2 separate regions of the Homo sapiens genome follow, and region 2 is linked to region 1. The links are chromatin contacts, found by Hi-C or POLR2A ChIA-PET in ENCODE. All regions are on one chromosome and are shown on one strand. The core of a region is the stretch at or near the end of the contact, and the rest is flanking DNA. Distances in the headings are between cores, read along the strand shown.

What was found. Hi-C counts contacts between places; a loop is a spot of excess contacts on that map. ChIA-PET counts read pairs that join two places held with the same protein, here RNA polymerase II (POLR2A). Pooled maps may share reads with other maps.
Region 2: a pooled map shows a loop between it and region 1 (6-fold over the local background). The contact joins the promoter of RABEP1 here to the promoter of CAMTA2 in region 1. A Hi-C loop is called at or near these places in 11 of 50 pooled maps. POLR2A ChIA-PET finds 5 or more read pairs at or near these places in 2 of 52 experiments (PC-9 and WTC11).

What each region holds. Positions count from the first base shown.
Region 1 is chr17:4,985,974-4,990,173 of GRCh38, reverse strand. CAMTA2 (calmodulin binding transcription activator 2) reads left to right here and starts at 2,499. Exons shown (of 23, transcript NM_015099.4): 1 at 2,499-2,581; 2 at 3,888-3,982; 3 at 4,191-4,200. The coding sequence starts at 3,952. INCA1 (inhibitor of CDK, cyclin A1 interacting protein 1) reads left to right here. Exons shown (of 7, transcript NM_001394789.1): 3 at 1-22; 4 at 245-284; 5 at 550-746; 6 at 1,230-1,395; 7 at 1,620-2,044. The coding sequence ends at 1,769. It overlaps CAMTA2-AS1 (CAMTA2 antisense RNA 1), which reads right to left and starts at 2,430. Exons shown (of 3, transcript NR_187235.1): 1 at 1,949-2,430; 2 at 1,582-1,758; 3 at 229-1,487. RefSeq lists a silencer at 2,480-3,019.
Region 2 is chr17:5,280,095-5,284,294 of GRCh38, reverse strand. It overlaps RABEP1 (rabaptin, RAB GTPase binding effector protein 1), which reads right to left and starts at 2,011. Exons shown (of 18, transcript NM_004703.6): 1 at 1,775-2,011. The coding sequence starts at 1,808. RefSeq lists a silencer at 1,572-2,291.

The sequences.
Region 1 (4,200 bases), core at 1,250-3,749:
AGAACCTTAATCAAAGGCCCACGTGAGTAGAGGAGAAAATGGAAACTAACTGGATGTGGTCTTAACTGGATTAAACTACCATAAACCCATATAGCAATAGGCCCTAGTCTGCGGTTAATTTCCCACTGGCTGGTGGACATTGTAGCTCCTAATGACAGAAAGGAGGTCGGGAGAGATTATTAAAGAAGCAATATGGATGGACATGTCCCCTCTGCACTTATAGCCCCCTTTTTGTTCTTCACAGCCCCACTTGGCTGGAGGAGCAGCACATTCCACCCATGCTGGTAAGACAGACCCTCTGCCGTTTAACATTTCTCTGTTAAAATTGCACCCACTGCTGTCCTGTCCCAAGCTCTCCTTATTACCGCTTCCCTCTGTTATTCCCCAACCAGTGCACTGACCAGGCCTTCCTTTCTATGAATCAGTCATCATGTTTTCGAGATCACAGGGGTCTTCCCAAGACCCCAGACTCCCTACCTAGTTCAATCCAAGCTCCCTTGAGAGAGCCAGTTCTTCTTTCTAGCTCTTTTTCCCCATTCTCTGGCACAGAGAGCCACTGGTTGCTCCCAGCTTGGTCTGTATCCTCCTGAGCAGCTCCCACCCCCTGAAATGCTTTGGAGAAGAAAGAAGAGGAGGCCATGTTTGGAAGGAATGCAGCAGCAGGGCCTTGGGGGAGTCCCCGCCCGGGTGAGGGCTGTCACTTACCACCTGGAGGACCTAAGAAGGCGTCAGAGCATCATCAACGAGTAAGGAAGGGAGACATCTGGGTTCTGGGAGTCATGCAGGATTTGGGGGCAGAACAGTTTGAGCTAAGGAAGGGGTTGACAGCTTTGAGGGGAGGTTTGAGGGGAGCTTTGAGGGGAGGTTGCTTGGAAGGAAGCTGTGGGCTTTGGTGTGATTGAAACAGATTTCTGTAATATGGAAAGAAGGAGGGAACTGCAGTAAGGAGGATGAGCCACATGAGCTGGAAGGAGTGGAAACTAGATCACTGAAGACAGGAAAGCAAACCATAGAACTGGAGGACAGTGGGGAGGTTGGGGTCACCTCTGGGTTCCTAGACAATATGCTTCAGTCTGAGGGGAGCAGAAAATTGGGAGTGGAGGGTTAAAGGTCAAATGACAACTCCCTGGAGTCCCAGCAGGAAGTATTTCAGAACAGAAAGGTGAAGAATGGAGAGACAGGAAGCCTGGCCTCCAGGCACTTCTCTCCTCAGCCTAAAGTCTCCACAGACTGAAGAAGGCCCAGTGGGGCAGCTCTGGGGCTGCATCTGAGCCAGTGGTGCTTGGCGAAGAGGGCTGTGGATTCCCCAGCACCAATGAATACCCTGATCTGGAAGAGGAGAGAGCAACCTATCCACAGGAAGAGGACCGTTTTCTCACTCCTGGCAGGGCCCAGGTATTGTTGGAGTGGAACTGGGTGGAGTGAGGGAGTGATGTGGGTCTCTGGTCTTGCATGGAGATGCAGAAGCTGAGAGCCAGGCTGGAGAGCTGGATTTGAGAGAAACAAAAATAACGTAGGTGAGAACCAGAGACTTCGAGGTACCTAAGCTTGGGTACTAGGAAATCTGGAAAGAAGACCTACTTTTCCATTTTCTTTTTCAATTTCTCTCATCTTGACAGCTGCTTTGGTCTCCCTGGAGCCCCCTGGATCAGGAGGAGGCTTGTGCCTCCAGGCAGCTGCACTCTCTGGCCTCGTTCAGCACTGTCACAGCCAGAAGGAACCCCCTTCACAATCCCTGGGGGATGGAGTTGGCAGCGTCTGAAGAGTAAGGAGAAACCACCGATGCCGAGAGGCTAGTGGTGCCCCAGGGACCCAAGACTAGTTCCGTCACTAGAGTCACCCTCATTGCTGACATGAAGGCGTTTCCCCTTCCTTCGTCTCTCCAACTGCCTTTCCCATCCTCTGAACTAGGCATTAACAGCCCCCGTGGGCTCCCATCTCAACCCACCGCTCTCACAGGAGCACCCCAAGTCCTGTTTTCCTCCAGGCCCCGCTCCTGGCCTTGTATTCTCTCTGCTCTGTTATTAAAAAGCAAGCAAGTGGAGCCCGAGTTGTCTTTCTTCTTGGGATGCAGCGATGGAGAGGCCAATGGGGAAGGAGGGCTCCTTTCGCTTTCTCGAGGACCCAGCTACAATGAAGTCGGGCTGGGTCCCCAGACAAGGAGTCTTGTCCGAGGCGAGAAGGGTCCTGCTCCCAGTCCAGCGTTCCTCGCCCGGCCCCTCGGGTTCCAGCACTGGTGGGCTGCCCCCGCCCCGTTCTCTCGAACTGGGAGTCAGTCGGCCGAGCTTCCGCCTCCAGGACCCTGGAATCCTGCCCCTCAGTGCTGCTGCCCTTTTGGGGACTTCCCAGCAGTCTGTCCCTCGGCCTGGCTCAGAGCCCTAGAAGCCGAGTCCCTCTGCCCAGCGCCCCACCCAGAACTCCACGTGTGCTGACCCCAGGTTCCCTTCCTGACCCTCATCCCCTTAATTGGGAGGCCCCGCCCCGTGCGCAGTGACGTTAGACGCCGCTGTCAGCCGGCGCTGGGGGGGGTCGGTGTGGGGTAGAATGGCCGCTGCCGCCGTCACCCGCGGGACCCCGGGAGGTAAGAGCCAGGGCCTCTCGCCCGCCTCTCCGCCCCCGCGCCAGAGGGCGCAGCTCCTCCAGGTCCCGACGCGGAGCGCCGCGCCAGGGACCACCGTCCCTCTTCCCGGTTCGCCCTCACCTCCCGCTTCCGTCCTCCTCCCCCGCGCCAGGGGGCGCCGCTCACCGCAGGGCCCCACGGCGGACCAGCGCGTGCCGGGGACTGTCCCGGAGACCCCCGCACCCGGCACCTGCACTGTCCCTCGCCCACCGCGTGCCCGCGGACTCTGCTCCCGGCTTCTCCAGAACATCCCTCTATGCGGGCGGGACCCTCCCACCTCGGAGGTTCTCCTGGGACCACCACTCCGCCGGGGGGCCGCCCAGAGTGCCAAGCGTCCGATCCGGCGCCGCCCAAGTGCAGCCCAAGGACCCGCTCCCGCTCCGCACCCTGGCAGGCTGCCTAGCCAGGACTGCGCACCTGCGCCCTGGGGCGGAGTCCTTACCCCAACCCCAGCTTCACTGCACATAGCCGAGCCCGACGGGCCTCCTCCCATCTCCATCCTGGACACCTGGCGGAGCCCGTGCTGAGAGCCTCCGCCAGCTCCCATCTGTTCCCCGAGGAGGGCGGGGGGCTCAGGCTGGAGCCAGAGCGGTAGATGGGGTAGGCTAGGCCTGGAGGCCAGGGGAGGCAGAGGCGTTTGGGGAGAGGGAGCTACGTAGAGAGGGCTGTCAGCCGGAGGGTGGGTTGTCCTGAGGGTGGGAATCTGGGTGTCTGGCCCAGATTCTATCAGGTCCTAACCAACCTGGAGGAGAGAATAGGTTAGGTTCAGTTATCAGATCTGCCCTTCCCCTTGGAAAAATCAAACAGAGAAGGAACTCAGGGCGTGTCTTCTAAAGGCCTAGCTTCTACCGGAGGTAGAATCTCCTGCCCTGCCCCCAGGATCCAGGCTCTCTTGCCAAACCATCCTCCAAGGACCGGATGGCCTGAGTCCCAACCCCCAGGACCTGACCCAACCATAGCCCCAGTCTGTGCAAAAGCTCAAGGTTTAGGGCCTCTGAGGCCCAAGCCCTGCCAGTCTTCTCCCCGCTCCCCCACCCCAACCCATTTCTTCCTGCTCACTCTTCCTGTCCAGTCTGCTCACTCATATTGGCTCCGGGCACTGTGTGTTGTTCTCTCTTCTACTGTCACATCACAGTCAGCCCCTCCCTCCCTTTCCTCATCCTTCCCAGATACTATGACCCAGTTCTATACCCACTCCCTACCTCATACTTCTCATCCTGGATTAATGTGGGGGCTTCTGCCATGACCTTGTTCTCTCCCTTCCCAGCACAGACTCCCCCTCCCCCCGGCCCCTCAGGCCGGGGGTGACCTTGCCCCCTGGAGCCCTCACCATGAATACCAAGGACACCACCGAGGTTGCTGGTAAGTTCACAAACCAGGTTCCCAATGTGGCCACAGCCTTTCGTTCTCCCCACGCTTTAGTGGCCCTCTAATTCTTGGATTTTCTGTTCTCCTTAGTGAGGTTTCAGTTTTCCCCAGTGCTCTGTATTGCCTTCAGCCCTTTCCCCTTGGACTATCACAGGGATGCCCCAGGGTAGCACACTAAACCCTCCCTTCTAATTCCCTTTAGAAAACAGCCA
Region 2 (4,200 bases), core at 762-3,261, 290 kb before region 1:
AAAGAAACCTGAACTAAAATACCAAGAATACAAGATTTCCTAAAGCTAGTTTTCCCTAGCCTCGTTCAAGTGCTTAGTCACTTCTGCCTATTTACAAGGAAGACCATTTCATATCTTCAAAGAGGCAGGGAATTTTGATTCCAGACGGTCATGTCACCTGAGCTGCCCTAGACGTTTCTTTCCATGCAACTCAAGAGAAGGCAGCAGCCAGCTATGCATACCTACCACTCCTGTTCAGAACCACAAGCTCTCTGTATCTTGCCTCTGTGTGCAGTAACAAAGTGGGATTGTGGAAGAACAAAGTTTTCTTGCCTGACACCAAATGCAAAAGGTGATCATTAAAATGCAGCCTGAAGACATCCCAGTTTCCTCTCTCTGACAGCCCACCAAAAATGCTTCCCTTCCCTTCTCCTGGAACAGAAACAGCAAAGCAGGTTCTTATAAAAGTCTAAATGCTTACTGGACATCTCCCCTTAGGCAAGCAACAACACCCAAAACTACAGGCTAACAGGCTCTGAAGCACATTTCCCAGAGAGCAGCCAGAACCTTAAAATCTGATAACATGGTTTCAAGTTCCCCAAAGGCAAAAATAAAAAGTAAGGGTTTCACGAAAGGTTATTTTGAGACAACCCCAAGGAAAGCCAAGTTTTAAAGTACCTACTCCGTACCAAGCCCCTTTTCCCAACATTCTACTCTACTCACACTTAAAGATGCTAAGCACACACGCTGATTATAGAAATACACCAGAAAGTACTTTCACAACTAGATACAGTGGGACCTTGGAAAAGCCCAAGCACACTATTTCCAAACATCTATTCTAGGTGGTAAAACCTGGAACCATGTAGTCAATCTGTGAAGCACAGCTTAGTCCAATTTCCCAGAAGGTCACGAAGGGCTCTGACAACCAACTTTGATTATTTAGGATGGGGCCCTTTTTTCCTTCCAAGAATATAAATGACACATTTCTTCGACTTCACTTTTTTTTTTTTAGTTCCACAAGCAAATATCTTCAAGTAGTGCAAGTAGGCCTCAGCATTCTCAAACACTATTCTCATTATTCCTAATACCTCCATAATACTATTATTGTATATACACATTCGTGTTGCTATTTTTATAGATAAAATATAAAGGCATGAATTAACCTCTTGGTTAATTCGTGGGTGAGAATACTGAGGCTCAACGAGGCTAAGAAATGAGCCCAGAGCTTGCTGGTTAAGAATACAGGTCCTCTAGACTCCCAGGCCCCAACACTTAACCATTAAGCCACACTGCCATTCAGGGAATGCTACTAAATCCAGTTACTGTACACAACTACTTTCAGGTCACATAACTGGGTGCAAAGAGTTCTATAGCAAGGATTGGGGCGGCAGGGAGGGTACACTACCTAAGCTAAGATTTTTTTTCTTTAACGAATATAGCACATGTTCCCGATTTCCATCCTCCCCCACGGGCAGAACCCACGTGCCGGTCCCCCGCTACCCAGAACCGCTCCCTCCCCACACTACCCCACGCTACCCAGCAGCCTCCCCACGCCCTTCCCTCTGCCCTCCCGCAAGCGCTGCACCCGCGCCTCCCGCCCCCTCCCCAGCGACGGCAGCCGGGGCGCCCGCGCCGCCCTCGCGCGCCGCAGCCCGCGCGCCCCCGCCTCCGCCCGGCGGGGTCACCCCCGGGGCCTGCGCGCGCCCTTGCCGCCGCCTGCCCGCCCCGAAATCCTCCCGCGACGCCGACGCCGGGCAGGCCGCGCCCGCCGCGCCTGCCATGGTGGGCGCCTCACCGTCAGGCTGGGAAGCCGGGCCCGGCTGCGCCATGACCAGGCGGCCGGCCTCGGGGAGCGGGGATGGGCGGGGAAGCGGCGTCCTGGGCTCCCGCGGGCTCAGCTGGCGGAGGAGGCGTCAACCGAGCCGCCGCCGCCGCCGCCCAGAGAGAAACCGCTAAGGCTGGATCCGCCGGCGCCGCCACAGCCGCGGGCAGAGACGGACCCGACCGCCGACCTCCGCCTCCTCATCCTGACAGCGGGAAATAAGCAGTGCGCAGGCGCAGGGGGATGGGGCGGCACGTGACGTTGGCCCGAGGGGAGGGGCGGGGCCTCGGGAGCGCGGAGGGAGCGCGGAGGGAGCGCGGAGGGAGCGCGGAGGGAGCGCGGAGGGAGCGCGGAGGGAGCGCGGAGGGAGCGCGGAGGGAGCGCGGAGGGAGCGCGGCGGGAGGGGAGGGTTTCGGCGGAGCTGGGCGCCTGACCCAGCGGCGCGGGGAGGCTGAGTGCCGAGCGGAGCTGGAGAAGAGGGGCTGCAGCAGAGGCCTGGCCTCTCGAAGGTGCCGGTCCCGGTTCTCCACCCCAGCACAGTGAGGGGAAAAAAAAAAATGAGTAAGAGAGGAGGACCGATGGCGGGGTGCAGTTCCAGCCTCTACCTCTTCTAGCTTTGCGACCTTGGGAGAGTCACTTCACCTCTTGGAATTTTTATCAATATAATGGCTAAGAAAAGTTTAAACGAGGTAATAAAGTATGAAGAACTGTTTCCGACAGTACTGGGCCTGGACCCCAGGTCTTCTGGTGCAGAGGCCAGTATACTATCCATTCAGCAAATACGTTTGGGTTTTCAGTCGTGATAGATGCTGGAGATACAGCCAGGTACAGACCCTGCACTCATGGCAGGAAAGGAGAAATCATATACACAAAGTGTGGCCCTTATACTTGGGCCCCTGGGCCCTATACTTTAGGAACTCCCCTCTAATCACCACTCCCCGTCTGATTTCGACACCTGGAGTGCCCCATGCCAAGGAGGTAGTTTAAAAAGCTTTTTTTTTTTTTTTGGAGATAGAGTCTCACTCTGACACCCAGGCTGGAGTGCCATGGTGCGATCTCGGCTCACTGCAACCTCTGCCTCCCGGGTTCAAGCAATTCTCCTGCCTCAGCCTCCCGACTAGCTGGGACAACAGGCGCACGCCACCACACCCGGCTAATTTTTGTATTTTTAGTAGAGACGGGGTTTCACTATGTTGGTCAGGCTGGTCTCAAACCCTTGACCTCGTGATCCGCCTGCCTCAGCCTCCCAAAGTGCTGGGATTACAGGCGTGAGCCACCGCGCCCGGCCTAAAAAGCTATTTTGAAATCAGAGAGGAGCATCAGGAATTATGTACATTTTAAGACCCAGCAATCCCACCCCAGGATGAGGGAGTCCACAGGGTTTGGCACTTCAGGACCAAGTTCTGAATACTTGTGGCCCCAGAATTCCCTTTCCAGATGGCTGAAGCTGTGGTCTCTTTCCCAGATCCATTCTCTCTATGGCAGAGTCTAGACATCCCTAAAAGAAGCTAAAGTGAAAGCATAAAGAATGAGTTCATGTCCTTTGCAGGGACATGCATGAAGCTGGAAACCATCATTCTCAGCAAACTAACACAGGAAAAGAAAACCAAACACCTCATGTTCTCACTCATAAGTGGGAATTGAATAATGAGAACACATGGACACAGGGAGGGGAACATCACACACCGGGGCCTGTGGGGGGTGGGGGGAAGGGGAGGGAGAGCATTAGGACAAATACCTAATGCATGCGGGGCTTAAAACCTAGATGACGGGTTGATAGATGCAGCAAACCACCATGGCACATGTATACCTATGTAACAAACCTGCACGTTTAGCACATGTATCCAAGAATTTAAAGTATAATAAAAAAATAATAATAGGCCGGGCACAGTGGCTCACGCCTGTAATCCCAGCACTTTGGGAGACTGAGGCAGGTGGATCACGAGGTCAGGAGTTCAAGATCAGCCTCTCCAAGATGGTGAAACCCCATCTCTACTAAAAATACAAAAAATTAGTCGGGTGTGGTGGCAGGCGCCTGTACTCCCAGCTACTCGGGAGGCTGAGGCAGAGAATTGCTTGAACCCAGAAGGCGGAGGTTGCAGTGAGCCAAGATCGCACCACTGCCAGCCTGGGCGACAGATCGAGACTCCATCTCAAATAATAATAATAATAATCAGAAAATCCACTAATTAGAATCAGTTTCTACTTTCTTTAAATCATTTGTTTTAAATAAGGTATACTTTTATTAAAATGATTATTTCTCACTGAAAAAAAGGGAGGCTAAAGGGCAGCTTTGTTTTATTTTAAGGGGGTGACACGACACTTGGGTGTTTGAGCTCCTATGTCCACAGATCCCTCATGGTGCAGGACAGAGGTGAGAAAAGAAGGCAAGTGAGCCA